3 separate regions of the Mus musculus genome follow, and all the other regions are linked to region 2. Evidence: chromatin loops called from intact Hi-C (ENCODE). Cell type or tissue: left cerebral cortex. All regions are shown on one strand. Each heading gives the region's core, and the rest is flanking DNA. Links, peaks and the distances in the headings are about the cores only.

What was found. A loop is a pair of places that touch in the nucleus more often than their neighbours do. Peaks named below come from ENCODE experiments on the same cell type or tissue, not always from the same donor. Only the 100,000 strongest peaks of a DNase experiment are listed, where the experiment ranks them.
Region 1: a loop joins it to region 2, with 2.2 times the contacts of the local background. A loop is called at or near these places in 6 of 42 quality-filtered maps.
Region 3: it touches region 2 in a loop (8-fold over the local background); 6 of 42 quality-filtered maps call a loop at or near these places.

Annotation. Positions count from the first base shown.
Region 1 is chr1:38,967,193-38,977,536 of GRCm38, reverse strand. No RefSeq gene overlaps it. Among named protein-coding and RNA genes, the nearest start is that of Gm35171, 8.4 kb to the left of the region's middle. In left cerebral cortex, for the core only: no CTCF peak of the experiment used is centred there; DNase peaks (open chromatin) are centred at 4,263 and 5,590.
Region 2 is chr1:38,892,486-38,902,829 of GRCm38, reverse strand. Chst10 (carbohydrate sulfotransferase 10) reads left to right here and starts at 4,670. Exons shown (of 7, transcript NM_145142.2): 1 at 4,670-4,940; 2 at 6,774-6,893. The coding sequence starts at 6,872. It overlaps Gm51581, which reads right to left and starts at 6,220. Exons shown (of 3, transcript XM_030243909.1): 1 at 6,175-6,220; 2 at 5,197-5,428; 3 at 3,880-5,113. The coding sequence starts at 6,220. The coding sequence ends at 4,480. In left cerebral cortex, for the core only: a CTCF peak has its summit at 4,794; DNase peaks (open chromatin) are centred at 5,156, 5,288, 5,537, 6,865 and 1 more place; H3K4me3 peaks cover 2,079 bases; H3K27ac peaks cover 1,528 bases.
Region 3 is chr1:38,982,682-38,993,025 of GRCm38, reverse strand. It overlaps Pdcl3 (phosducin-like 3), which reads right to left and starts at 5,212. Exons shown (of 6, transcript NM_026850.4): 1 at 5,177-5,212; 2 at 1,651-1,780. The coding sequence starts at 5,182. In left cerebral cortex, for the core only: no CTCF peak of the experiment used is centred there; DNase peaks (open chromatin) are centred at 5,332 and 5,849; H3K4me3 peaks cover 1,890 bases; H3K27ac peaks cover 1,419 bases.

The sequences.
Region 1 (10,344 bases), core at 1,145-9,144, 74 kb before region 2:
TGCTCGGTGGTCCCAACCTTGGCTCCTAGCTACCCCCTGCATCTTGCTGCCTGCCACTACTCTAGGACCCAGCAGCCACCTTGCTCCAGCTTCCTCTTGGTGAACTGTAACTCTGGCCACTCCCACTGGACCAGAGTCTCTTAGATCCCTGAGGACCTGCAAAGAGAGATTTATCCTATGTGACCACATTGGGAACAGGAATAAATAAAGAGATCTAGTGACCCCCAACTCCATCTTTGGGGTCCTGACATAAGGATTTTAGGTTTAAGATTTATTTTTGTATGTAAGTACACTGTAGTAGTACACATGGTTGTGAGCTTTCATGTGGTTGTTGGAATTGAATTTTTTTTAGGACCCCTGCTCACTCCAGTCAACCCTACTCACTCCGGCCCAAAGATTTATTTATTATTATACATAAGTACACTGTGGATGACTTCAGACGCACCAGAAGAGGGTGTCAGATCTCATTATGGGTGGTCGTGAGCCACCATGTGGTTGCAGGGATTTGAACTCAGACCCTTCAGAAGAGCAGTCAGTGCTCTTACCCACTGAGCCATCTTGCCAGCCCAGATTTTAAGTTTAAAAAGAAACTCTTATAAGGACAACATTTAATTGGGGCTGCCTTATAGGTTCAGAGGTTCAGTCCATTATCAGAGGCAGGAGCATGACAGCATCCAGGCAGGCATGGTGCAGGAGGATCTGAGAGTTCTACATCTTCATCTGAAGGCTGCTAGCAGAATACTGACCAGTCAGTTAGAATGAGGGTCTTAAGCCCAAACCCACAGTGACACACCTACTCCAACAGGACCACACCTTCTAATAGTGCCACTCCCTGGGCTGAGCATATACAAACCATCACATCCTACTCCCTGGCCCCCGGAGGCTTGTCCAAATATATGAGTCTATGGGGGGGGGGATACCTAAACATAGCACAATGCAAAATATGTTTTGTCCAACTTCAAAAGTCCCCATAGTCTATAGCAGTCTCAAAAATGTTAAAGGTCCAAAGTTCACTAATGGCCACTAATGGCCGTTAAACACTTGAAATGCAACCAGCATGTTTGGAAAAACTAAATGTTTTATTTTATTTAACTTAAACTTGGCTTTAAATAACTGTATGCATTTGGTGGGCCTGGAATCAGACTGCACATTGTGAAAGCCATGCTACAGTTGTGGGAAGAGGATGGGGATATTCCCTTCTTGAGCCAAAGAGCTTATGTAAGCCAAAATTGGGAGGTATGTCCTGACAACTTAGAGGATGTGTCTGTTGGTCAGGAGGAGAGTCCTAACAAACACTTTAAAACTCATGGCTTTTGCTGTCAGTCAGACTTCTCAGCATGCACTTGTCTCTGGGTCCAGGAGATTACAGCATCCTGCTCAACACACGTATAGAACCACGGAGCAACAGACTCCCAAAACGGCATCATGTGGGAAGAGGTAGTCTCTAGTACAAGCTCTTTCAAAGTTCTTCAAAGATTATCAAGACCTTCCTTTCCTATGTCAACCCCCAACTTGGTGAGCAGAGGGTGAGTTATATGAACAGTGGAGTCAGAGAGGTCTCTCAGATCCTCCCCTGGCTCAAGACCCCATCCAGAGTGGATCCATTCAAAGATACAATAGCTCTAAAGTCTTCATCCTGACTTTTGCCTCAAAGTGAGCAGCATCCCACTGCCCAGCCTCTTCTGCCCTGTCCTTGTGTCTAATAAAGTGGGTCTTTCCTTAGGCTGGCTTCCTGCTGGATGCCCAGAGCAACTCTTACACTTCTGGCAGGAGATACATGAAAGTTCCACTTCGTGTTTCTCAGTAATGCTTCACGCTTACCCTGGGAAAAAGAGATCACTGGTGCCTGGAATGTGGCCGAGAGTTGGGTGGAGGGGAAATAGCATTCTATCAAGCTGAGAATCTCAGAGGAGGTGGTAATCTTGATGGCTGGCCTTCCAGGGGTATCTCCCCATTTGCTATTTTTTGTGTGAAACAGGAAGGAGGTGGTGTATGTAAAAGCATCGATTTGCCAGGGAGGACGGAGTTTTCCCTTCCTTGGTATTGCTGCACATCCCCTGGCATCTGGAGGAACAAGCTTAGCTTGGGAGGAGAACAAGCTTTAAAAAACAAAACAAACAAACAAACAAACAAACAACCAGAACCTTGTTCTTGGTGGTGACCTGAGCCACTTAGAGGAGAATCAGCAAGGCCCTAGTTGGAGAGCCTGTGGAAGGATAGGGTGTGAGGGACAGGGGTGTGCTGGCTCCTGTGTCTTGCAGGAATCTTCTGGGTTCTCCCATGGGTAACCTATCATACTTTCTCTTTGTGGCTGCAGGGTTAAGCAAAATCTGTCTCTTTGTGCATCCCCTTTTGCCCCTTGGAGGCAGATTGTTTACCACTATATCCATAGTAAGGTCAATATTTGTGGAAGGAATCTTCTTGATTTAATCTGCTATTCTCCAGCCATCTGTCTACAGCCCCTTTGATGTCTGGAAGGATCCAGGACCCCAAGGAAGGAACAAAGTCTTCTACACATCCTTGTATTCCTCCCCACTGTGATATTCATAGCTACTCAACAAGGGGAATCTATACTCAAGAAGCAGACTTGGAGGTATCTACCAAGCATCAGTGCCTATGGCCAAAGTGCAGGAGCTAGTCAAGAATGGGGCTCTGCCAGCCAAGAAGAGCAGAGTGATCATACCCAAGTGTCTTAGATTGGGTCACTATTGCTGTGACAAAACAACATGACCAAAGACACTTGGGGAGGAGGGCTTATTTGGCTTACACTTCTTCATCACAGTTCATCATCAAAGGAACTCAAGACAGGAACTCAAGCAGGGCAGGGACTTGGAGGCAGAAGCTGATGTAGAGGCCATAGAGAGGTGCTGCTTCCTGGCTTGCTCCTCATAGCTTGCTGAGCCTGCTTTTTTATAGAATCCAAGCCCACTAGCTTGAGGTGGCCACACCCACAGTAGGCCACACCCGGTCATTCACCAATTAAGAAATGCCCTACAGCTTGCCTACAACATAATCTTGTGGGGCATTTTCTCAAGTGAGGGTCCCTCTCTCAGATGACTTTAGTTTGTGCCAACTTGACATAAAACCATTCATCTAGCACACTAAAAGGAAGTCCTGTCCAATCATCTTGACCATGCCCAGCAATGGGGTACTCAACAGGTTATACTTACCAGTAGTCATATTAAACACTTTTGAAGGTTCACTCATTTTCCTGTGACTAGAACAGATACCTGGTGTAATCAGCAGGTAAAGACCTAAACTTTAGGTCAAAGGGTTGGTTTTTTTTTTTTTTTTTTTTAGGTCAAAGTTTTAGAAATTCTATCTACAATCAAGTGATCCATTGCTTTTGTCTTCTGCTTGAGTACACAAAATGCCACATCTTCAGTATCCTAGAAACCTCCCACTTGTAACCATTTCTTAATGGTCCTTCAACATTCAAGAACGCCACTACCTTGAGAGAAAGTCTTTACCATATACACCTTTAGGGTAGCATTTCTCAACCTAAGCATTTCTCAACCTGTGAGTTATGACCGTTTTTTGGAGTCAAAACACCTTGTCACAGGGGTTGTCTGAGACCATTAGAAATATTTGATATTTATTTACATTACAATTAATAACAGTAGAAAAATTACAGTTATGAAGCAGCAATGAAAATAATGTTATGGTTGGGGTCAGCACAGCATGAGGGACTGTATTAAAGGGTCGCAGCATTAGGAAGGCTGACAGCCACAGTGCTGGAAAATACTTACGAGCCAAACTTTGGCATCTCAAGAGCTCATGTCCACACATCCCGGTAGTGAAACCCAAGGCTCCATGAAGATCTGAGAAGGCTCAGGTTCCAGGCCGTGTTCAGTGCTGCACAGGTACTGTCTGAATATAGGTTAGATGTTATTCTATGAATGAGCTCTACCAGATTTTAGAATGTGTTTGAATTGCTGGTGTTTTTCGATTTGATCCTAAGGCAGTATTTAGAAGGTGCCTGTGGAGCATCAAGTAGCAAGTTTTCTCTTACGAGCCTGAGTTTCTTTCAGAGCAGTAAGGCCACTTGAGATATACAGGAAGACCCAAGAATGCATACACACCTTGACCTATGAAGTCACGGTGATTCACGCTGGTTACTCAAGCTGCTTGTTCACACAGCCCCACTCAAGGATGCTGCTGTCACAGGCCTCCTGGAAATAGGCTTTAGAAAGAGGATTTTTTTGAAAGCCTGGAATCTATTTTTATAGCAATGAGCACAAGCACCTTTTTCATATCAAATGGTTCTAAAAGCCTCCGTCCGGAATGCTTAGCCATCTCGTGTTGAGCCTGGGGAGTGGGCATGGAGGTTGTGTGAGTCTGTGAAGTGCCAAGATGAGTCATGGCAGAATTGAAGAGATGGGTGAATCAGAAATTGCTACAGTAAGTCAGCCTCATGCTCTGCTTTTGAGGTCCAGTGAGGATCTGACAGAATTCAACTGCCCACGCCCAGCCTGATCTCTTACTAATCAACCCCCGGCCTCCTGAGGGCCCCTGTTCTCACATTAAAAGCAAGCAGTGCCACACTGCTGTGATTATTTGAGGATAATGGGAAGGGTTCAGCTTTTCCTGTTGTTTAGAGTTTTTGTTCTCAAAGTCTAAAGATCACAGGGAAAATTAAAGTTCACAGCCAGGAAGCAGGAGCCAAAAATACCTGTACCCAGCCATGTTCTCTTTTCTATTCACTCCAGGACCTAGCCCATGGGACAGTACCAGCCACATCCAATCTCAGTCCGTCTAACATATCTAACTTATATAACCCCTCATAGACCCACCCAAAGTTTGTTTCCATGGTGATTCGTCTATGTTTCTTGTTTGCTTTTTAACATATAGATTCTATACATTTCATTACATTTGTACTGTCTTTTGTTTATTTCTCTATTTCAAGCGAGTTACTTTGACGATATTAAATTCCAATTATTCACTAGTGATAATCAGAAAACAAAGTCGCTTTGATACCTTGGCCATTTATCCTACAACCTTGCATGTTCATTTACAATTATGTTTGTGTCAATTTGGGGGATTATAGCTTTAACAAAGACAGACTTCCTACAACTAAAGACAGCTTTGTCTCTATCCTTCTTATTTTGTTTTATTTTTATGGCAGTAACTACTACTATTTCCAGAGTGCCATCTAATAGGAGCAACATACATATATGTATGTATATGTATATATGTATACATATATGCATGTGTATATGTATATATTAGATTTTGATAACTTTTTTCTCTGTTAATTGATAGAATCTGTGGTTCTTTTCTTTTATACCCTAAAGATATTGTTGTAGGGTTTGTGTAGCTGTGATAAATCACTGACCAGAAGCACCTTGGAGAAGAAAGGGTTTATTTGACATGTATGATATACATGTATATCATATATATACATGACATATATGTATATATAGCATGAGTTACTGTTCTTTCAGCTAACTGTGATGTTGGGTTTGTAGTGACGTCAGAGGCTACATGAAGAAGTGTTCCACAGGCGTTGGTAGCTGGGTGATATTTTGGAGAATCATCACATTTCCTCTTCAAATGTTTGGTCTAACTCATCAATGAAACCATATGTGCCTTCTCCTTTTTGGAAATGGTTTAGCTGTTGACTCAGCTCCGTTAACAGACATAAACCTACCAGTTTGCTTATGTCTCTTGGGAATTCTGACTGTTCTTATCATTTAAGAAAGTGACTCATGGACTAGAGAGATGGCTCAGCAGGTAAGAGCACTGACTGCTTTTCCAGAGGTCATGAGTTCAAATTACACAACCACATGGTGACTGTCAGCCATCTGTAATGAGATATGATGCCCTCTTCTGGAGTATATCTTCTGAAGCTAGCTACAGTGTACTTATATATAAATAATAAATAAATAGGCTGGAGAGAGCAGGACCGGAGCCGGCTGGGGGGGTGGGGGGGGGTGGGGAGAAAGAAAGTAGCTCATTTAATCAGAATTAACAAATTTGTAGTAGAGTTCTTCATAATATCTCCATTATCTTTTGGGGAACCAATCATGGCAGCCCAGCTATCCATCTCTAATACTGGCACTGTGTGCTCTCGCTCTCTTTCCTTGGATAGTTTGACTAAAAGTTTCACAAGCTGCTAGGTAGTTAGAGGACTTCAAAAACACGTACAGACTTCTCAAAGTGCTAGTTTTGGAGTTTGTTCGTTCTAATTTCCTCTTCAATGTCATTGATTTCTAGTCTGATATCTATCTATCTATCTGTCTGTCTGTCTGTCTGTCTGTCTGTCTATTCTCCTCATCCTCTTCCTCAATCTGTTCTCCTCCTCCTGTTCACTTAGGTTTATAATGCTTTTATTTTCTTCACTTCCTAAGGTAAAAGTTTGGGTTATTGATTATACATCTCATTGTAAATATAAGAATATCTAAGGATCTAGGTTTTTCTCTGCTGTTTTTTTTTTTTTTTTTTATCTATAACATCTCCTAAAGGCTCACGTGTTACAGCTTTGTCCCCAGCCCCTGGTGTTTATGGGAGGTGGAGGAATCTTAGGAGTTGGCCTAGTGAGATGAATCTTCATATGTCACAGCAGACATTGTCTTAGTTAGGGTTTTACTGCTGTGAACAGACACCAGGACCAAGGCAACTCTTACAAGGACAACATTTAACTAGGGAAGGTTTACAGGTTCAGCGGTTCAGTCCATTATCATCAAGGTGGGAGCATGGCAGCATCCAGGCAGGCATGGTGCAGGAGGAGCTGAGAGTTCTACATCTTCATCTAAAGGCTGCTAGCAGAATACTGACTTCCAGGCAGCTAGGATAAGGGTCTTAAGCTCACACCCACAGTGACACACCTACTCCAACAGTGCCACACCTTCTAATAGAGCCACTTCCTGGGCCAAGTACATACAAACCACCACATCCTACTCCATGGCACCCCCCCCCCGAGGCTTGTCCAAATATATGAGTCTATGGTGGGGGGGGGTCATATCTAAAAATAGCATAATGCAAAATATGTTTTGTCCAATTTTAAACATCCACACAGTCTATAGCAGTCTTAAAAATGTTAGAAGTCCAAAGTTCAAAGTCTCTTCTGAGATTCATCCAATCACTTAACTGTAACCCCCAAAGCAAAACAGGAAAACAGGTAGGCAAGCTCAAACTCCACATCTCCATGACTGATGACAAAACAGTCTTCAGATCTCCATCTCCTTTTTCATCTTTGTTGATTACAATAAACTTCTTTTTTCCTGGGCTGGTTCCAATCCCTGTTAGCAGATTTCCTCAGCAGATAGCCCATGCCTCTGTCATTTAGAACATCTTGGGGTTTCCAAGGCAACTTCAGTGTTACAGCTTCTTGTTTCAATGTCTGGGATCCATACATGATCTTCTGGGCTCCTCCAAAGGGCTTAGGTCACTTCTCTAGCTCTGCCCTCTGTATCATTTTAAGCTCAAGTTGATCTACTCCACTGCTGCTGCTGTTCTTGAAGATCATCCCATGGCAACTAGGCTTCACCAATAGCCTTTCATAGACTCTCTTCATGGTGCCAAGCCTCAACTCCTTTGCACGACCCTTCCAGTCAGTCCTGGGCCATCAACTGCAACTGAGGCTGCACCTTCACCAATGGTCTTCCAAGGCCTCTCACAGTGCCAGGCCTCAGCTGCTCTTCATGACCCCTTCATGTCTTCAAAACCAGTACCATCTGGGTGACTTCTTCACATTATCACATACTGAAGTTCTTCTCCACTGAAACCTCTTGGGCTAGGTCTGCACAGTTCAAATTACTCTCAGCAACAAAGTCTTACATATTCCTACTAGGATGGCCCATTAAGCCCCATTTAAAGCATTCTACTGCTTTTCAAATGCAAAGTCCTAAAATCCACATTCTTCCAAACAAAAACATAGTCAGGTATATAACAGCAATACTCCAGTCCCTGGTACCAAATTCTGTCTTAGTTAGGGTTTTACTACTGTAAACAGACATCATGACCAAGGCAAATCTTATAAGGACATTTAATTGGTGCTGGCTTATAGGTTCAGAGGTTCAGTCCATTATCAGCAATGCGGGAAGCATGGTAGCATCCAGGCAGACATGGTGCAAGAGGACCTGAGAGTGCTGCATCTTCATCTGAAGGCTGCTAGAAAACTGGCTTCTAGGCAGCTAGGATGAGGGTATTAAAGCCTACTCCAACAGGGTCACACCTACTCTAACAAGGCCACACCCATGCCAACAAGGTCACACCTACTCCAACAAGGCCACACCCACTCCAATAAGACTATACTTACTCCAACAGGGCAACAGTTTCTAATAGTGCCAATCCCTGGGCTGAACATATACAGCCCATCACAGGCATGCTCTTTGGGACTTCAAGTACTCCTCTCTTTGTGTCAATGAAGGTAAGGAGCTTTTTGTTCCACTGTGTGCTTCCACCATAATGGGCTGTGCTACCACAGGCTCAGAGCAACTGGATGGAGTCACCACAAACCACACATTTCCCTTTTTAAGTTGTTTATCTCAGACATTTTGTTACAGGGATGGAAAGCTGACTAATATATCCCCCAGCACTGCTTTAGCTGTGTGATACAAACCTTTGCAATTAATTCTCTGATTCAGCTACATCTTTACAGATTTTTTAACCTACTCCATATGTTACTTTTTACTTACTTATTTATTTATTGTTAGTGTGTGTGTGTGTGTGTGTGTGTGTGCGCGCGCGCGCGTGCGCGCGCACGCTCCCGCATATATGGAGGCCAGAGGTCAACCTCGGGTGTCTTCCTCAGTTGCTCCCCACCTTCTTTGCTGAGACAGGGCCTCATGTTTTGACCTGGAACTTACTGATCTGACTGGCTGGTTGGCTAGCAAGCTCCTGAGAGCCTCTTGCCTCAACCTTTTCAATACAAACACATGCCAGCACACCCAGGGTCTGCCCAGGGGTTGTAGAGTGGTCATGCATCCATTCACAGCAAGGATGATGTGAGTTCACACTCCAGCCCCAGCATTGACTAACTATATAGCATAGATGTTAGAATCCTCAACTGTAAAATTGGTTAGATGTCCTGCAGTCCTCACAATTGTTACGTTCTGTATGCCATTATTAGGTTCCTTGTTGGAGATGTTGTCTGAGTGGAATGTTTATCACGGTGAAATCCTTAGATTGTACCTCCTTTATTTTTGGTATTTTGACTTCCTATGACATCTGCTTTGTTTGAAGTAAATATAACACATTGTCTCTTATTTGCCTGGTATACCCTTCTCTCTGTGTTTTTAGCTACTTGAATGTACATATTAAAAGTGGGTACCCTATAGAGAACATATAGTTAGGTCTTGCTTTTTATTCCATGGGAAAATCTGCCTTTTAATTGTCCTCTATATGACTCACACTGACAATATTTTTAGTACAATTAGATAAATAACTTACGGGTTTGTGATTATTTTCTAGTCAATGCCCAATTCTACCATTGAACTCATTGATAATAAACTTGGTTACAGGAGGTGGCTGGTTCAGGCTCCATATCCCTTATTGCTAGGAGTCTCAGCTAGGTTCACTCTAATAGATTCCTGGGAACTTTCCACTGCCCTAGGTTTCTAGCTTGTCCCAGAGATAATGCTCCCAAATCCAGTTGTTTCATTCAGTATTCTCTTCCTCCATCTTCCCCCAACCTCATCCTTCCTGTTCCTATCCCCATCCCTTCCGCCCTTAAGTCCCCCTTCCCCACAATGTCTAATCTATTTCTCCTTCTCAGTGGGAATCAAGGTTCCCTTTTGGGGCTTTCCTTACTATTTAGCTGCTTTTGGTCGATGGACTGTAACATGGTTATTCTTTACAGCCAATGTCCACTTATAAGTGAGGGCATACATGTTTGTCTTTCTGGGTCTGGGTTACCTCACTCAGGAGGATCTTTTCAGTTTTATCCATTTGCCTGCAAATTTCATGATGTCATTGTTTTTAATAGCTAAGAATTACTCCATTGGGTAAATGTACCACAATTTCTTTATCTATTCTTTGGTCAAGGGACATCTAGGTTATAACCAGTCAAGACTTCCGATGGAGAGATTGGGACGCCAACACAGCCACAAAACCTTAGACGCATAATTTGTCCTGCCTACAAGATATGCAGGGGTAAAAGACAGAGCAGAATTTGAGGGGAGAGCCAACCAATGACTGGCTCAGCTTGAGCCCCGTGCCACGAGAAGGAGTCCATCCCTGACACCGTTAGTGATGCTCTGCTCTCCTTGCAGACAGTAGCCGAGTATAATTCTCTTAGGGAGGCTACATCCAGCAACGGATAGAAACGGATGCAGAGACACACAGCCAGACATTAAGTGGAGCTTGGGGAATCCTGGGGGAAAGGGGAGGAAGGATTGACAG
Region 2 (10,344 bases), core at 700-8,699:
CTTTGACGTCAGAAACACACTTCCTCTAGTGAGGAAACTTCCCCAAGTTTCCACTACCTCTCAGAATAGCACCACCAGTTTGTCGCCCCACAACTTGAGCCTATCCTGGTCACTTCCTATTCAAGCCATAATACCACAGCCCCACGTTTGGCAGCTTGCTAAGACATCTCCTAGAACGTAGGGAAATGATTTACTAAATATAAGGTTTTATTGTAAGTCAGCAACAGCCAGTAGAGGTGGAGCCTGGGGCAAGCTTGTGTGTGTGTGTGTGTGTGTGTGTGTGTGTGTGTGGTGTGGTGTGTGTGTGTGTGTGTGTGTGTGTGTGTGTGTGGTGTGTGTGTGTGTGTGTGTGTGTGTGTGTGTGTGTGTGTGGTGTGCCAGGTTGTAAGGACAGGACACTGAGCCACTGAGCTTCCAGAACTTCCATGAGTTCTCCAGGCAACTTACTTTTCAGCCCTTAGATTTGCTCTTCTGCCTCTAGACTCGCCTCAGGAACCCAGAGGTTTTCATGGCGGTTCCATAACAGAAGCTCCGTCCGTTCACTCAATCTCCCACCCCTCTCAACCTTCTCACATGATAATGCTCACAGTCCCTGCCTCCTAGTCAGGCAGTCTTTCTGGAAAACAGCTCCACTTGAGCCCAGCTACAGTTGTTTAACTAGAACAAAAGGCACTCCCACTTCCCAGGAGGCCTTAAAGGAGGTAGGATCTTCCCTTAGAAAGCAAAGGCCAAGCAAGCATGCCTTCCTCACATGATACCATTGTTCTATCTATCATCTATCTATCTATCTATCTATCTATCTATCTAGTTATAATACTACCAGTCTCAACAGAAAAAAAAATGGAATCTTACTAAATTCACAGTGGTGGATGAAAATATTCCAGAATATTTTGTGTTTAAATATTGTGTTTAAATTAACACAAGATATTACATTTTATCACTGGCAAGGAATATCACTCATTTTCTTTGAAATGACAAACCCATCTCGTTCATTTAGGAAGCGAAGTGCCCGTTCTACCGCTCAGATTCAGTAGCCATAATTTAGGAATTACTTGGCAAATGGGATGGCGCTAAGATGCCTTTGAGGTGATCACATGATGTCCTGGGCCCAAGAGCCAGCTCCAGAAGAGGTGTTTACACAGACATGCATGGCCTCCAGACAACCTCCACCCTTTGCCTTGAGGTAGGATTCCTGTGTACTTCTCATCTGTACGGCTAGTTTTTGTCAGAGTGACAAAAATCTGGGAAAAGGGTCTCTGTGAAGAATTATTAAGCTCTGTTGGCTTGTTGGTAGGTCTATAGAGGATTGTCTTGATCATGTTAATTGGGGCGCATGGGGGGGGAGTTTTTTTGGGGAGAGAGACTTGCCCATTGGAATGCACACAGTTCTCTGGGTTTGGGTCCTGAACTCTATAAGCATAAAAAAGGGCAATGAGCCCAAGGAAGCACCCCTGACTTCATCCTCTCTCTGCTTCCAGACCACTGAGGCTGAGGAGGATGACCAGCTGACCTCGAGTTTCTCCTGCTGGGATGCATTCCGTCTCTCTGGAATGATAAGTCAACACAAAGCCGTTTTCCTTGTCTTAGTTATGTTTCTATTGCCATGATAAAACATAGTGACCAGACAACTTGTAATATATAAAGCATTTAATTGGGAACCCACAGTGCCATAGAATTAGAGTCCATGACCATCATGTCTGGGGACATGGCAGCAGGTAGGCAGGTAGGCAGTAGCTGAGAGCTGATGTCTGATCCACAAATACACAGAGAGAGAAATAACTGAGAATGATGTGGGCTTTGAAACCCCAAAGCCCACCCTCAGTGACACACCTCCTCCAAGAAAGCCACACCTCCTAATCCTTCCCGAATATTTCTACCCATCGAAACCTCTACACTCTTTTAATTCGTTGCTTTTTTTTTTTTTTTTTTGGTACAATACACTTATTTTCCATACACTGCTGAGGGTTCAACTAGACTTAATTTTATAAAAACACAGTTCAAGGTACAGACTCTCACATATAAATCAAGCAGGAGATAAAATGGCTCCACAAAAGAGAGTCTCAGCAGCTTGAGTCAGGCTCGGAACTGGTGCTGTGCTCTGAGTAGATTTCTTGCCGGTACGTCCTCGGAGCCATGGATTTCCCCAGCACTTAGCAGAACATGTTCAAGGGGTTGTCAAGGTTGTGTTCTCTTAGTGTGCTCTGCTTAGGGAGAAAGATGGTCCTGGTAACAGACAGGTCAGACCACTTGTTTGGGGATGGCCAGGCAGATGTTGGAGTGGTTGCAGGAGTGAGGAACTTCACTGTGGATGTGTGGTGAGGGAAGCCATTGGGGATCTCCAGGGATCTCCCTTCATTGAATCAGCTTCATGGATGGTTCCTGTTCATTTGAAAACAATTGTCTGAATGGCTCCTGCTGTAGCCTGTTGTTCACAGGAATTGGGAAGCGCAACAGGTGGACTTTGCAGAAGTGGGCAGCAGCTGGGTCACCTTTCAGGAGTCCATTCTGCTGGTGCTAGCAGGAGGCCCTAAGTTGCTTTATTATTATTATTATTATTATTATTATTATTATTATTATTATTTTGTCACAGCAAAAGTAATGGCTCTAAAACACCACAGACCACAGGACCTATCACGCTTCCTAGAGGACAGCCTCTCTCCTGTGAGAATATGGTGTGTAGTGGAGAACTGTCTACTGCTCTTGTTTTTAGAAGAATCTGTTAGCTAAACTATAGGACTCTTAACCCACAACAAGACAGTATGGAGATACAACTGTAGCAGGAACTGCAAGGCTGAGTGGACCATGGAGCTGAGTCATCTTATACCCAGCGGTGTCAGACAGAGGCTGTCTTTTAATGTCCTGACTCAAGTCAAACATGAGCTCAGGTCTCACTGGGATCTTTGAATGAGACAGAGCCTGCTTCTTGGTTCAGGCAGGCTTACCTCAAAGAATTAAGGACCTAGAGACTCAACAGCCACCCATGCCACTCAGAGCCAGTGGATCCCATTTAACATTGCAAAGAATGACCAGCAAGGACAGGACAGTAGAGAAAAGCTAGCAAATCTTTATTGAGGCAGACAGAGATGCAGAGAACTCACAAGGAATTTGCCAATGTGGCCTTGGCTGGATCCCCTTTTATACTCAGAAATTAAGCCTGATTGGGCAGAGCTGAGAGGCTCCTGTCTGTCTGAAGTGAATGGATGTGGAAGAGACTGGCTCAGGGTGGGGGGAAGGTAAGAGACAGGTCAAGGCTCAGGAAAAGCCTGATGGTAGGAGGCCAGCTGAGGAAGACCCACCAGAAGTTCTGGGGGAACAGAGGAGGGGTGGCAAGATGAGGGAGGGACTGAGGAGTCAGGAGGTGAGGTGGGCAAGGGCTGGCCAGCCATTGTCAGGACAAAAGTCAGTCATAATCTTCATAAATTGGGCCTTTTAAAAGTCACAGCTTCTGAGTGAAACGTACAGAAACTGGACTTCTGAATCACACAGAAGCTGTCTTCTCGGAGCCTGGCCCAGTACTCCTGGGCAGGAGAACAGCCTTGGAGATAATGGGGTCTACTCCCCATTCACTGTCTGTGTTGTGTTCCTGGGGAGGCTTCCTGTCTGCAGATGACTCCTTCTGACTGAGATAAGTTCACTGAGAAACCAACCCTGCCAGTTTGTAAAAGTTTTTCTCCAGACATTTCTTAACCAGTTCTCTCTCTCTCTCTCTCTCTCTCTCTCTCTCTCTCTCTCTGTGTGTGTGTGTGTGTGTGTGTGTGTGTGTGTGGAGAGAGAGAGAGAGAGAGAGAGAGAGAGAGAGAGAGAGAGACATTCTCTGTGTAGACCTGGTGGAAGTTGCTCTGTAGACCAGGCTGGACTAGAACTCAAGAATTTGCCTACCTCTGCCTCCCTATACTGGGATTAAAGTGAGCCACCATGCCCAGGTAACCAATCAGGGTTGTTAAGAAACTATGAATGGGGCTGGAGAGATGGCACAGCAGTTAAGAGGTGGTACCACCTTTGCAGAGGACCTGAGTTCAGTTCCTAGCACCCACACTGAGTAACTCACAATTCCCTCTTAAGTCTTGCTGGAAGGGATCCCACACTTTTCCTGACTCTGTGGGCCCTATATTCAAGTATACACACCCACACAGAGATGCAAACATAAAAATAATAAAAGTAATTTTAAAAAATCTATGGATAGAGGAAGGTGTGGTACCTAGCATTTACCATGCCCTGCATCCCTGAGGCTGAGAAAGGAGGATTGCCTCACGCTGGAGTCCAACCTGAGCTTCGGAGTGAGTTACAGGTAAGCCTGCACTCCATTGAGGCATGGTCTTTTAAAAAAGAAAAAACAAAATAAAACAGAATAGAAACAAATGCAAATAACTAAGGAAGAATAAAGATTTGTACTATACCAAAGCTCAAGCGATCTGACCTTTCCTCAGGTCAAAAAAAATTTTTTTTTTTAAAGAATGATTGTTGATCTACTTATGTGTTTCATTGTCGTTGACATTGTTGCGTTTTCCTAAGTTTTGGATTTCCTTTGCCTTCTCCAAGGTGTTTTCTGCGCGGTGCGGCTGGGTTGCTGCATCTGTACAATTTCTCCACAGGCCAATGGGGACCAGGAGGCCTGGGATGGTGGGTGCGCGGTGCGTCCTCCTGGCTTCCTGCAACGTGGACGCGCGCGCGCGTGCACAGCGGTGGCGGCGACGACGCGCAGGACCAGGCCCACACTCCCGGGCGGCAGTGGGCGGCGGTCTTGCACCCCGAAGCTCGCACGCGCCCGGCTTCCTCCTTCCGGCGTGGCTGCACCCCTGCACCCTGCAGGAGGGTAGGCGGGTAGCGGTGCGGAGGTCTGGGCAGAGCCCGCCTCCGGGGCTCCGGGGACGCCCACAGGCCCCGCGAGGCCCGAGCAGAGCGCCAGCGGCTGGGAGGAGCGCGAGCGCCGATGTACGAGGGTGAGCTGGGAACTCGGGGGTGGCGGGTCTCAATGAAGTGCTGTCCCCCACCCCTTTGCCGGGTAGACAGAAGGGTGGTGGACTCGGTTTTCCTCAGCGAGCTACCTCGGTGTGTGCTGTGGCGACTTAAAGACGTCCCTGGATGGAGAGATTCCTGGGAAGAGCCTTCATCACTTAATTATGCAACGAGGCGGCGTCCTTGTGCTGGATGCAGTGATGAATGGAATCGATGATACTTGAACCATCCATCGTCTACCTTTGCCACCCTGGGATGGAGACTTGCGTTTGTAAATGTGGGGTGGGGTGGAAAGAGGAGAATGTTTTCCCACTTGGGTCCCAGGAGCGTGCTGGGAAGGAGGACTGGAGGGAGGAACCTGTGCAGCCTTTGCGAAGGAGCGCACGGTTGAGCGCGGCTCCCGGGGCGCTAGGGGAAGGAGTTCTGCCTGCGAGCAGGTCCTGCTTGCTGGCCCATACCTTCACCAAGAGGTCTGTCAGAAGTTGGAGGTCTAGGCATCAATTACTGCACTTTCTGGCTGGAAAGATGAAACAGGTTTTCCAAAAGCTGGTGCTTTTTCGTTCTCCAAGTCTATTCAAGGCAGGAAAGGGCAGGGCAGTGAATACAAAGTAGCTCAGCCAGGCAGGTTCTGGTTAGCCACAAGGAGTTGGGTTTTTGCGCTGGTCTATTGGAACTGCCAGAGCAGGATATGTCTTGAGACATTCTTAAAGTGAGACAGCTCAGCTTCGTTCCCGCTTGCTGATCACTAGCCACGACTTCATCTTTTCTAAGTGACTGGGTTAAAAAGAAAAGACACAAAGAGAGAAATGACTTTCTACCTTCAGTGGTCCCCAGGATAATTAGGACATAGTTTATCTTAAAGCAGAATTGGAGTTTCAAGATGAAAAGAAAAATCTTCACATGTTTGCTCTTGACCCTCAAGAACAGAAGAAATTCCCAAGAAAGCCGCCCCCTCCCGGAAAGGAAAATAGAGTTTTGTTTGTTTGTTTGTTTGTTTTGTTTTTGCAAAGTTGAACAAAGAGCATCAGAAAACACTTGCAAGTATTCTGTGCCACTTGCAGTAATATTTGGGTCCGTTTTGAAGAATTAGGAGAGAGCCAGGAGTACGGTGGGGAGAGAGGACTGACTATATAAGACCCTGAACTTGAGATCTTCTGAACCAGACAGTTTTCTCATCACACAGTCTGGAATTGCTTAAGCTATGTGAGGCGAACTTACCATTAATTTTAATACTGAGGTTTTCCTGTTTTAGAATAAAGGCCATTGTTTGTTTATTGTGCCAACAGCCCTACCTATGATTTCTCTAATGCCACCAGGTTGACGTTTATTCCATTATTCATTTATCAAGTGACGTTTGTCTAGAATCTGCCAGATGCTAAGGCTTGACAGAACCCAGAGTGTATCTGTCATTGGAATAACTCATGGTTCTGTATAAAAAATTATTTACCCAACATTTAGCAAATAAAACAGTGGAATTGGATTATTCATGATAAAATATATTTCATTAATAATTTTAATTTTCTTACTGAATCACAGAGATGGTTCTTAAATAGCTGGCTCTTATGCCACATTTGAAATACATTCTTGCTTATCAAGAAATACAGACGCTACCTGCTTTTTGTGAGGAACCTGTTCTAGAAAATATGCATGAATATTCCAACTGACTGTTTCCCATAGAAACTAAGTTATATTAAGAAAATTGACCTAACTTTGAGGGGTGGTTTTGGTCTTTTGTTTTTGAGATGGGGTTTATGCAGCCCGTTCTGACTGCAAGCTGTGCAGCCGAGGATGGCCTTGAATTCTCACTGTTATTTCAGACCATCCCACACAGTGACAGAGGGACCATAAACCTCAAGAGGAACAAGTCCAGCTTGGCAATGTGACGCCTCCAAACCCAGGCCGCAGATGGTCCGTGATGGAAAATGTGAACCCATCAGGTATTTAAGATCATGGCTTTTCAATATCTGTAGTGCCTCCTGTCTCTCCGATTTAGACATCTCAGGGACATAAGCCCCTGCTGATGGCTGTGTATGCACACACTCAGAAATGGTTCCTGAAATGGCGTGCATTGCAGCTAGTGCTGGCTTCATACCCGATGTACAGTCTCTGGACACTCTCCCTTACTCCAAGCTTCTGCCTCCACCACTCTTGTATCTCTCACTGGACAGAGTTAGGATGTTTTCTTCTGCTAACCAAGGACAAGCGCATCCTTCTAAGGCAGGGTTGGGAGGACGGCAGTGGAGAAGACAGAGGGGAATTCTGAACTACGGTCCAGAAGATCATGCACTGTGAATTTAGAAGCTCAATGGCCTGTGATAGAACTCTCGATGTAGACACATGCATACACTGTTCTGTGCCTTAATAAGTTGTAGTTTGATAAATTTGTTGCTACGTCACAATTCAAAATTGAAAAGTATGGGAGGGCGGGTAATATCCCCTTGTTCTGGCCTCAGGTCTGGTTCTCTCCTCCCCAGGGTCCCTCCAAGCCTAGCAGCTCCTTGGTATTACCAGGTTGTGTGAGGTTTCCTTTGGATCTATCTGGACGTGCTGCCAAAGTTCAGCATTGTAACTGTGGAGTCAGAGGTGTGGTGGAGTAAGGACCCGGCCTCCACCTCTTCCACAACTGCCCGAGGCTTACAAGGGACACTGACCTCCTTGTAGTTTTCAGAATTCTAGAACCTAGACTTCCCATTCACCTCTCCCTCATTTGCTCCATTTCTCCTGTCGCCAGTTTTTTGTTTGTAATCAAAATTAGCTTTCTTATAGCCGAGTATGCATTCAAAGATGCAGGTTCAGTTGTTTTTTTCCCACCCAGGTGTTTAGTTGGATTCGTTATAAACAGGGAGCTGAGATCTGCATGTGGTCTTGGTATGAAAATGTTCAGGGCTGGAGGATTGTTCTTTTCTGGTGTTTGTAATTGGTGCACGCTTTTACCTTATTTATTTTGCACATACCCCGTGCATGCGTGTGTGCTCTCAGGAATCTGTGCCTCTGAGTGTGTGTGTGTGTGTGTGTGTGTGTGTGTGTGTCTTTACAAGTATATATGTGGCAAGACACAGCATGTGGAGGTCAAAGGACAACTTCTGGGAGCCAGTCTTTTCTTCCAACGTGTGACTCCCAAGGATTGAACTCAGGTCTTCAGGCCTGTTGATCACATTTAACCCTGAACCACCTCACTGGTCCAATCTGTGCATTTTTAAAGGCTGACATCAAAGAATTGGGAGTCACACAGCACTAAGGCAAAGAAGCTGCATTGAACGGGAGCTGCAGTGCATGGCAGGCCTGCCCCTTACTGAGTGAAGAGCTGGTGGTATGTACCAGAAGTCCTCAGAGCCCTGGTAGGATGTGAAAAGGAGCCGCGGATCAATTGGGGTGATAAAAATGTATTCAAGCTTAGAGGGAGATGCTGGGGTTAGGGGGCAAGCAACAGTCTGCTGAATAGTAACTTTATGTCCTTTAAACTAGTACTGAAAAACAAAGACAAAACACCCAGGTCATTCCTCACTCAATTAACTGCAACATAATTTCTTCCTACCTTTGAGAACTTACATTCAGACTAGTGAACCAGGGTACAAAGCACCACCAACAGAACTGAGAAATCTCATCTCTGCCGGAGAGCTGAACCCTATAGAACTAACAGGAGTCCAGGATCTGGCTTTGTGCTCTGTTATCAGGGTGCTGCCTGAACTAGTCCGTTGTGAGAATGGCCGTGCCCTGTCAGTCCTGTGGACTGCTTGCCCCCTGCATACACGTGTCTATCTCTTTGCTCACCCTTGAATGCTATAGCCAGCAGCAGCTCCCAGTTACCTAGATATGGCCCAGAGATGGTGTCCCAGGCAAGTGGGCATGCCCAGTGTTGAGAGTGGTGGCAGGCATGTTCTCCACTAAATCTGTCTCTCTGAAATGAATGACCACTACTTTTAACACCACTCTATCCCCCCTCCTCCCCCAGGCCCTAGCTTTCCCGCCCTGACCCTTCCCAGTTACTGATCTGCACAGATCTCTCACCTAGCACATGAGCCTCTCTTATTAGCATTCAGTACTAGAGCAGAGAACATGTGTTGTCGCTGTGTTCCAGGGGGCTCTGACGGCAGTTGGTGTATTCCTGAATGAGTGACTGGCTAAAGCCTGTATAAACAGAGTTGACTGGGCCTGTGTGCCACAGGACCTTTTTAAAGAGCGTTTTCTAAACCAGCTAGGCATGTGATGGATGGGATCCGTCTGGGAGAGGCTTTGTGCTTCAACAACAGGGGAACATGGATAGCTGAGACAAACAGATCTACAGGCATCCCTTTTTTAAAATGCAGGAGAGACTGGTGATGACAGACGTTCTTATGTGTGCTGGCTCTCCTTTGTTTGAGAGAGAAGAGAGGTGCAGGCTTTTCATGGGCTCTGTTGTTCTTTTCTCCCTAGCTCTCTTCCTCTGTACAGTCACCAGTTGTGTGTGTGGGTTTTCAGAGCCCACCCCTTGGCTCGTTGGCATCTTGTGTACCACTTAATGACTGGAAGGAGGAAGGCTCTGAAGATGGATATGCCAGCTCCCAGGGGGCTGGGGCTCTGTGTGCAGGTGCACGCTGTGCCCAGAGCAGTGTGAGACATGCTCAACTCTGCCACCACCATTAGCTAGCTGCAAGTGGCATAGTGGGGCTGTATTGGCTCCTCGAACAACGGGGAGTTAATTACAGCAAATGCCAGGCCTTTTAAAGGCTATTTATCACCTAGTTACAGGGAAGCACTAGCCTTTCGTGGAACCCTGAAGGAAAGCTGCATGCCAGGTCCCAGTCCCCTTGCAGCTGGACCTTCACAGCTTGGGATGGTGGCAAGCCCGCGGGAGAAGATCTGTATTTAGGGATACAGTTCAGACAATAGGGCATACTTAGAGAAGCGAGGCTGAAGGAATTGGGGGTACTTTTTTGTTTAGAAAATAGGGCACATTGTCATAGGGTTTCTTTCCCCATGGGCATTAAATCTTAACTCTACAGTGTCTACTTGGGGCAGTGATGGAAGATGGTCTTAGATTCTAATTAAACTGTTTTTCAGCCATTGATCAAGAACACACTTAATTCAGAGCATCTGTGGACTGCTGTGGCTCTGTGAGATTTTACAACCAGTCCTGAAAATGGAGGGAGAGTAGCCATTCCTCTGGAATACACCAAGAATTCGAATTTTAACGAGTTCCCCAGGGGATTCACATGGACACTGGAGTTTGAGGAAAGCCTGAGGTAGGGGGTGGCTAGACCAGCAATTCCCTGTCTCAGCTGCTCATGAGAGTCTTGTGCAGAGCTTGGAAACCTGCTTTGGCGTCACCTCCATTGACTTGCCCATACCTGGGGCATTGCTGTTGGTCAGGATTGCTGTAACAATTCTAACATAGAGCCAAGACTGACA
Region 3 (10,344 bases), core at 914-8,913, 90 kb before region 2:
TACCAGGAATATGCTGACAACTCCCAACATGTATGCCTCCAGCCGTGACTCTTCTAACTCAATAAAGACAAACCCAATTCCCTGCCTACATCGCTAAGCTGGGCTGGAGAGAAGGCTCAGTGGTCACAGAACTCGCTCCTCTTCCAAAGGAGCCAAGTTCAATTCCTAGCATCATGTCAGGCTGCTCACAGCTGCTTGTAACTCTAGAGGGTCCAATGCACTCTTCTGAACTCCACAGACATTCCACTCGCAGACACAAACCCACAGAGACATATACACACATAATATAAAAATCTCCACATTACTCTGTCCTAAACAGTTGTCGAGCTGCCTGTAAGCCTCTGTACCCTGCCATGGCACCTCTGCCCCTCACACAGCCCAAGCCAGGCAGTCTTCTTGTCTTTTCTCTCTCACATGACACATGGATCATCGCCAATTCTGTTGGCCCTCTTTCAAAACATGCTCTGAGCACCTGTTGTGAGCTCTACCACAGCACCGGTCCAAGTCAATGGTGTGGCTTGCCTGAATTACTGCACACATTTTAGACTGGTCTTTCTGCTGCTTGATTTCACACTACCACTACCAATGTCCATGCTCAATAAGGTGGTGCTGCTAAAATCCAGGACAGGTCATTCTGTTTCAGCCTCCAGTAACTTCCCATCATGGCAATAAAGCTAGGCTCTTCACCATAAGACTCAGGATCCAAGTGGGCTGGTCCTTAGAGGCCCTGTGAACTCTCTACCGCTTTCCCTGACATCAAGACACCAAGTCCTTATGAACTCTCTAAGGTCCCAAGCCACCTCTCTCCTGCTGAAGTAGTTATCTCACCTCCTTCAGGTCTACTCAGATCTCACTTTCTTACTGAGCCCCCTCTGCCCAACTGCCAGCATCTCTCCCACCCTCCAACCTTCCTAACCTGCCCGGCCTTACTGCTCATCTGTTGCTCTGAAACATAAAGACACAGACTTCTGTCAGCCCTGTGTTCCACTAAGTCCCCATTACCCAGAACAACACCCAACACACAAAAATCACTCAATTAAATTAAGCTGGATACATCTTAAAACATCTTACTCTAAACAAGCACTCTCATATGAACAGGGCAAAGGTCTCTCTCATCAGCATCTCTCCGCCGGGAAGTCCCTGAAGGCATCCATCTACCAGTCAGACGCTTGGCCTCACACATTCTGACTCAGCTGGGATCAAGCACATCTAGGCCAAAACTGGGGGGATCTGAGGCAGGTGGAGAGACCTTAAGAAAACCTCCCTTGGACACGATGCTTCTCACACATCTCATGCTTCCCCAAATCAAATAAACTATTCTATGTCAATATTCTGAACCAGTCTACAGGGATTAATAAAGTACTACCTAAGAAAGTGCCACAAACACTAAAAATGTTCATTTCTAGGGTACCGTGCGAAAGTAAAGCTCAGAACAGAGTCATGTGCTCCTGTGACACAGACAGGGACTATGGGCTGCAGGTGGCTCATTTGCCACTCTGCGAGTCACCCGTCTAGGCACCACACACAGCCTTGATGCCGGTGCCCCAGCTCTGCCTCCCGGCTCTTGTCCAAAGGAAGTCTGTCTACTACAGCGGTTGGTGGTTTGCTTCCAATAGACACAGGACAAAGGAAAAGATGGAGCAAGCTCACCCACTGACTGCTGGAGGAGCTGCTCCTCCTTCTCCGCCTCCTCCTCCTCCAGCTCCTTCAGGCTCTCCTTCGGGGGAAGGATGCCCTTTTTACGTAGGATGTCATTCCACTCGGTGTCTGCATTGGGGTCCTGGAAGGGGAAAGACGAGGATGTGGTGAGGGCAGAGCCAGGAGAGAAGGCATAAAGTGACAAACGGGAAAGGTGGTGGAGAGCAGGGAGTTTGAGCTACTGTGCAGCTGGACGAAGAGGGCAGGAGGAAGAGGGAGGCTGGCCCCCGTTGTAGTCTCCCTGAGGAGCCAGTGTTGGAGGAAAAATCAGGAAATAACAGGAAGATTGGCATCAATACTGAAAGTAAAGCTTTGACCTGACTTTTGTCTAGTATGCTCATTCCTTAAACAAATTTAATTTAAAACTGTAATAAACTTCTATGACATTGCCCAAAGTGAATCTGACCATAAGGCCATGGACTGTGGGGCTGTGGTACGTCTTAGTCTACTAGTTCCCAGGCCCAGGAAGCTGATGACCAGAGACGGCCCTGGCTTTTCTGAGGTCTCATGGTGACATGATTCCGTGCATGGATTTTTAGGTAGCTACTTCTGTTGGTTTGTTTTATTGTCAACCTGACATGAACTAGAGTGATGTGAGGAGAGGGAGCCTCAAGGGAGAAAATAGCTAATCAGGCTGGCCTGTATATGAGCCTGTGGGGCATCATCTTGACTGACAGATGTGGAAGGGCCCAGTCCACCTCAAGCAGTGCCACCCTGGCAAGGGAGCCCTGAAATATATGAAAAGGCAAACAAAGCAGGCCAGAAGGGACAAGCCAGTAAGCAACAATCCTCCAAAGATCTCTGGTCCTCATACCTGCTCGCAGGCTCCTGGTTGAGAGCCTGCCCTGCCTTCTCAAGGAGTTCTCACAGGCAAGAGGCAAGAGGAAGAGGGAGGCTATAAATGGGCACCGGCGATCAACATTATGAACTAACCAGTACCCCGGAGCTCTTGACTCTAGCTGCATATGTATCAAAAGATGGCCTAGTCGGCCATCACTCGAAAGAGAGGCCCATTGGACACGCAAACTTTATATGCCCAGTACAGGGGAACGCCAGGTCCATAAAAGGGGAGTGGGTGGGTAGGGGAGAGGGGGTGGGTGGCTATGGGGGACTTTTGGTATAGCATTGCAAATGTAAATGAGCGAAATACCTAATAAAAAATGGAAAAAAAAATATATAAAAAAAAAAAAATGGGCACCGGCACAAGCTGCACACTGTTATGGAGACAAGCTGTGTCGTGTGCACTGAGCAACAGGCTGTTGGTCCACGGGGTTATATGGACCGAGTTTACAGAGGTGGATGCTCCAGAGAGGGCATTTAATTATATGAGGGTGGAATGGAGTCAGCAAGAGTGAAAGAGAAAAAGAAAACAGCAAGCTTTAACTTTAATTAAGTGTGATTAACAAGTTTACTTAGGAAATATTATGTTACACAGGAATAAGAAAACAAAATTAGAAACTGCCTCTGAATTGAGACAACAGAGCTAAAACTGAACTACAGATAGTGGGTAGTCTTATGAGAACTCGCCCCGAGCTACAATCATCTGAAGAACAAGATTCTCTTTTTTTAAGACTTATTTATTTATTTTATGTATGTAAGCACACTGTACTTGTCTTCAGACACACCAGAAGAGGGCATCAGATCCCATTACAGATGGTTGTGAGCCACCATGTGGTTGCTGGGAATTGAACACAGGACCTCTGGAAGAGCAGACAGTGCTCTTAACCGCTTAACCATCTCTCCAGTCCTAGGGCATTTTTCTTAATTGGTGATAGATGAGAGAGTTTGTCATTGTCAGAGTGACCACCGCTGGGCTGGTGGCCCTGGGGTCTATAAGAAAAACAGGCTGAGCAAGCCACAAGGAGCAAGCCAGTGAGCAGCACCCTTCCAGGGCTACTGCATCAGCTCCTGCCTCCAGGTTCCAGGTCTGCTGAGTTCCTGGCCTGACTTCCTTCAGTGATGGACTGTGATATAGAAGTGTGAGCCCAATTAACCCTTTCTTCCCTGGATGCTTTTGACGGGTGGCGGTAGTGACCCTAAGACCCTGGCTCCTGCTGCTGTCGACTGCTTATCCCTTCCTTTTTCTCAAAGGGGTGAACATCCACCAGTTCCCCTTCCTTGAGAAGTGACCGCCAACGATACAGCAAACACTGTCTTAACCAGAAACCTGCGCATTTCAGCTTCAGAAAAAACAAACAAACAAACAAAACCCCAAAACACCAGGAGACGACTGGCTAACCCTACATAAACCATGAAAGGTGTCTGCTTGAAGCTGGGCCTCTCTAAACAACAGGTCAGAGCTACGCAACGATACAGCAAACACTGTCTTAACCAGAAACCTGCGCATTTCAGCTTCAGAAAAAACAAACAAACAAACAAAACCCCAAAACACCAGGAGACGACTGGCTAACCCTACATAAACCATGAAAGGTGTCTGCTTGAAGCTGGGCCTCTCTAAACAACAGGTCAGAGCTACGCACTAATTAAAGAAGGTTTATCTGAGTCCTGAGAACTCTTCCCCAACGAGAGGAACCTGGAGACCAAAGGAAGTTACATTCCAGGCAGAGGGACCTGAAAATGCAAAAACGCTGTGACATGCTGACTGACCATCTGTCTGTCCTGAGAGCCTGCAGTAGACTTGGGGAAGAGGAAGACTGTGGCTAGACCCACAGACTTCCCTAAGCTTTAGAGTCTAAAGGATAAATCTGAGAATAGCAGACGCCTGGCCTGCTCCAGAGTCACTCCTGACGGCTAATGTTTAGTAAGCACAAAATACTAGGTATATCCCTTTACTTGAGCCTGTTCTTGCCTCCCAGGTGTAGGTGTGGCCGGCTTGCTGAATGTGTAGATGACCACCCCCTCCAGTCCCCAAGGTCTGTCTCTTAAGCCGGAGCCCACAACTACACGGTCCATCTACCCTCCATCCAGACTCTTCAGAATCCTTAAACACAGCCACATAGAAGGTTGGCGACAAAGTGGCTGACGCATACTTTTGCTCTTCTAAGGCTATTCCGATGCGGTTCTCTAACACACTTTCTTTGGGCTTTTGTCTAATTCCAGCTCAAAAAAGGAAAAAAAATTGCTAAGGAGTTCCACCTTTCTTCATATTAGAAATTAACAATAGTCGTGAGGCCTAGAGTTCAGATCTGGAAACCAGAAAGCACTCCCAACGGACCATCTAGAGTCAGCTCTAGATGGCAGGAGGGTCGGGGCCTTCATCAGGCCTGGAGGAGAACGAGCCCAAAGTCCGGTGCCTACCAAAGGACAGAGATTTGCGGGGCAGGACGCACCGGAGCAGGAGTGCCCAGCCCAGGAGGCCGGAGGGACCGCACCCGCCCTCTCGCAGTGCGCCTGCGCCGGGCCTCCCCGCAGTCCGCCGAGTTCTGTAACTAATCCATGTAGACCCGGCTCCGGGTCTGGCGCGAGCCCACCAAGCCAAACGACCGCAGACTTGGGGTCCCGAGCTCGCCACACTCACCTGCATCTTGCCTTCAGTCACTCAAACCAGCCCTCTGCCCCAGCCCCTCCGCTCCTCTCCGCGCACGCGCGGCACCGCCCCCTCCGGTCTTCTCCCCGCCCCCAGGCACGAAAAGGGCGGAGCCAAGGAGGAAGTGAAGACTGGAGTCTGCGCCTGGTCCTCAGGAACCCGGGCGAAGGCTGAGAGCGTTGGAATGACAGGCCGTGCCTCCGGTGGGTGGGACTATAGGGTGACGTCATTCGGGCCATGTCCAGGCGCTACCTTGTTAGGGAAAGTGGCTGGTTGTTTGGGGCTGACCCGAGGTAAGCATAGGTTCTGCGACTTCCCGGGCCGCCAATCGGAGCCTGTCGGAAGCAGAATTGCCTGACAGTGACCCGATGCTAGGATTAAAAGTGACCCGGGTCACCTGGAGGTCACACACCTTCTCTGTTGAATGGGATGAATTGCTTATTGGGTTTGTTTACTGAGCTCACTGGGTTTGTTTAGAGCATAGTCTAACCTCTGCGGTTACAGCATCAGATTTGAGAAACCGGTGGAGTGGGGAACGCCTGGGCTCCACGCCCCTTCACCCTCACAAAAGGAAAAGGCCACAGTGAGAATCATTTTCTCTGGTTAATACCAGACTCGTGTGACCCTGAGCAAAAGCACAGGCTCCAGGGCGATCCACAGCATTCGGAGCTGGAACTGAGAGCACGGGAGTTAAAAGGCCTTCCACAGCCCTGGACTACCTTGCTGCCTCTGCTCAAGCACACACCGTGGGTACACTTTGGAATTACCAAGGAGCTTTCAAAACTGCAGGTGTCTAGGTGTGGTAGTTCACATCTATAATTCCAATACTCAGGAGACCCAGCCAGGGCTAGAGAGTGAACCTCTGTCTATAAAAACAAACAAAAACTACAGTTACACTAAGGTGTTATTTCCAGACAACTTAAATCCCTGCAGCTGAGGACTCGGAACTGATAATTTCTGGGGAATAATCACTAATATAGAAAAAAAATTACACTATTCCCTGAAAAAAACAAGGAGCATGGATTTAATTTAACCCAACACATTCCAACCAGATTACAGACAGACCTTTTAAAGTGTTAATTAATTTGCCTAGTGTTGTGAATGAATTTTCCCAGTTTTCACTTCCAAAATCAGTTTGTGAGATAGTTTAACTTGAGGGACTTTGATCACAGGCTTCTCTCCACCGCACAGCAGTAAAGCAGGTGTGGTTTGCCCTTTCCTTGCTCCAGGTGGATCCACTGAAAGATGTATCCTGGTGTATTGGAAATAATGTTCCCAGTTGCTTTTTACAGCAGGTGTGCTTCAGAACAATCCCCTGTTAACTCATTGTCTTGACTTTTGGTTTTATTACATTGACTACAACATGGATAAAGTCTTTAACTGAATACACACGAGAAACAAACTGTTCAGCTGAGCCTTTAATTGGAGATTACATCATGAGTTCTGAGACAAGCCTCGGCCACAGCATGACACTGTGTATAAATCTTAGTTGACTGGGGAAGGTATGTAGACCTTCTATGAAGGACGTAGGAAACACTGGATAGTCATTTGGAGGCAGATAAAACTGAATTCCTACTTTACGGCATACACTACAATTTAAAGAAGAAAACTCATTAAAGGAAAACATGGGCTAACTTAACTTTTTTAAAGACGGGGTTTTGCTATGTAAGCCAGGCTGACTTTGAACTATTCTCCTGTGAAAAGAGCTATTGGGTTTGCTTCTATAAATTTGTCAGGAATTTGGCATTGAGCCAGGACATGGAAGCAGGCTCAAGATCTTGACCATCTTGATAAGTTCCTGAATACCTCGGGACTTTTTATTGCCTTGTTTGTTCCTTGACCTAGAACTGACCTTATACTTTGTATGTACCTAGAATGATATAGAAGTGGACTGGAGAAAAACAAACCCTCTTCAGACTCAGCACTGGCTGGAATCATGTTATAATGCTGTCTAATTGCCTTTTTCTTTTCAATCCCCCCTCCCTCCCTCCCTTGAGACCCTGTTGACTGAGCTGCCTTGGTCACTCGTACTGTAGTTAGTGGCCATAGTAGGTAACACTACAAACTATGCTGCTGTACTTGGGTTAATTTTGTAACTTAGAAATGGGGGGAGGTAGGGCAGGGAACTTTTCAGACTATTACTTAAAACCAAAAATAAATCAAAAGAGAAAAATGAAAAGATTTAATCACCCTTTTGTTTAGGAATAATGTATATAAGCCCAGTGCTTTGGGTATAAAATAAAAAGTTAAGTAAAAATATAGTTACATGTGGTTGCATCTTTAATTTTACAAATGGAAACAGAGACATATACACACACACACAAACAGAAAGCAACATTGTTAACTATAGGGAGAAGTGAGATCTGGGGGCAGGGATAGGAGTAAGAAACCTATAGCAAATTTTTATTTAAGAACTGTGGCGGTTAAAATGAGAAGTAGCCCCGTAGTTTTCAGCATTTGGTTCCTAGTTGGTGGCATTGTTTGGGAAGATTTAGGAGGCGTGGCCATTGTGGAGGAAATATGTCTCTGGGTCAATACTGAGAGCTTAAAGTCTTGTGCTACTTCCATTTTTGCCTTCTTTCTGTTTCCTGCTCACAGCTGCAATGTGAGCTGTTAGCTTTCTGCTTTGGTGCCCATCTCTTGTTGCCATGTGTCAGGGTTTCTATTCCTGCAGAAACATCATGACCAGGAAGCAAGTTGGAGAGGAAAGGGTTTATTCAGCTTAAACTTCTATACTGTTGTTCATCACCAAAGGAAGTCAGGACTGGAACTCAAGCAGGTCAGGAAGCAGGAGCTGATGCAGAGGCTATGGAGGGATGTTACTTACTGGGTTGTTTCCCTTGGCTTGCTCAGCTTGCTTTCTTATGGAACTCAGGACTATCAGCCTAGGGATGGCACTGCCCACAATGGGCTGGACCCTCCTCTCTTGATCACTAATTGAGAAAATACCTTACAGCTGGATCTCATGGGGGCATTTCCTCAAGGGGGGGGGGGACTCCAAACCTCAAGCTGTGATAACTCCAGCTTGTATCAAGTGGACACCCAAAACCAGTCAGTACACCTGGCTCCCCACATGATGGACAGACTCATCACTCTAGAACCAGAAGCCAAAGAGACCTTTCCTTCTGTAGGTCATTTCAGTCCTGATGTCTTATTACAGCCATAGAAAAGTAACTAAGACAAGACCAGGTACAATAGTGTGGTATATGACATGCATTCAATCTTGGGGCCCTCTTTAAGAAAAGAGTACAAAATTATGACTATAATATGATGGCTATAAGATCAGTCACAAACATGAGTGTTCATTTACACTGAAAAAAAGAAACTGTTAGACCCCCAGAGCCCAGGTATAGAGAACTCAACCCCCAGAAACACAGCTTGACGAGCTGTAATAACAAGAGGTTTTTATTCCGATGCGCATGGGGCTGCTCAGCCTCACAGGGAGAGTCAACCCCGATTGCTTAAAACACAGCTAATCTATACTTTTTGTGAAGGGGCTCACACACCTATTTTATTATTGGCTAATAAAGCAACAGTATAATTTTAATTTGGCAGGAAACTTAGTCAGCAATCAGCAAGGTCAAAGCAGTTTGTAGTTTTCCTCAGAATTCAGACCGAGGAGGGGTAGGGAAGTTTTCTCAAGGATGGTCATTTCTGGCAGCTGTGGTCTTTATGACCACTAGTCTGTCTGTCCCTGCAGATAGGGAAGGGACCGGCTGGTCTTGAATTTGTTTACACTGACAGGGAAAGGGAAGATTCTTTAAGTGGCAGGAGACAGTTGAAGATAGAGTGGCTGCTGCAGACAGCTTGCAGCAGGAGATAGCCTGAGATAGGGGAAGCAAGCTCTGCAAATAACTTTGATATACATTAATTAAGCTAAAGAACTCTATTTCTTCAAAACAATAAAAATGATCAATTTGTAAAACATTGACTAATTCCACTAATATAATAGAACTTAGAAAAATGCCATGCTTTTATTAACTTTCAGACCTTTAGAGTAACTTCTGGCTTCTGCTAATTTGAGTCAAGATTCTTCTAGAACTACTCAGATATCTCATTTGAGGGACAGAGCCTCAAAGCATTCATGTTGGATTTTGCCCACTGACCCTGACACAGTGTCATCTCCTGTGTGAAGGCCCACAGCCTTATTCCTATGGTCATTTTCCCCCTAGGATGGCCAGTGATAACCATGCCTAGAGTTTTGGTTGGTTTTGTCAACTTGACATGAACCTAGACACATCTGGGAAGAGGAACTCTTAATTGAGAAAATGCCATAAGTAAGACTGGCCTGTGGGCAAGTCTGTGCAGAATTGTCCTGAGGGCCCAGCTCACTATGGGCAGTGTTATCCTTGGGCAGGTGGTCCTGAGTTGTGTAAGAAAGTAGGATGAGCAAGCCAGAATCCCTTAATGGCCTCTGCTTCAGTTCTAGTGTCCAGGTTCTTGATTTCCTTCAGTGTCATGGTTTGAATATGTTTAGCCCAGGGAGTGGCACTATTTGGAGGTGTGGCCTTGTGGGTGTGGGCTTTAATACTCTTGTCCTAGCTACCTGGGAGCTAGTCTTCCACTACCAGCCTTCAGATGAAAGATGTAGAACTCTCAGCTCTGCTTGAACCTTGCCTGCCAGGACCCTGCCCTGCTTCCTCCCTTGATGATAATGGACTGAACTTCTGAACCTGTAAGCCAGCCCCAATTAAATGTCCTTATAAGCGTTGCCTTGGTTATGGTGTCTGTTCACAACAGTCAAACCCTAACTAAGTCAGGCAGAAATGGAGTATGACCTGAGAGTTGTAAGCTGACAGGAACCCTTTCCTCTGTGGCTTGCCAAAGCTGCTGCATCTGGAACAGCTGGTTCTACAGTTTATTCTACGAACAAAGCTTTGCAATACGCTATGCCACAGAGCCACAGCAACAAAGCCCCATGGCACTGGCAGAGACAGTAGGCACAGAGTCCAGTGACATAGGACAGGGGAGCCACAAGCAAGTCACACAGCTTCTATCAGCCAATCCTTTCTGAAGGCATCTAGCACATGCATTGAATAAGGACAAGCTCTTCCACAGATAGTCCTGAGGAAACTAAAAAAAAAGTCACATGTGAGGGTATGAAACAAGACCCCCCCCATATTGCATTCTGTACAAAAATAAATTCAAAACAGATCGAG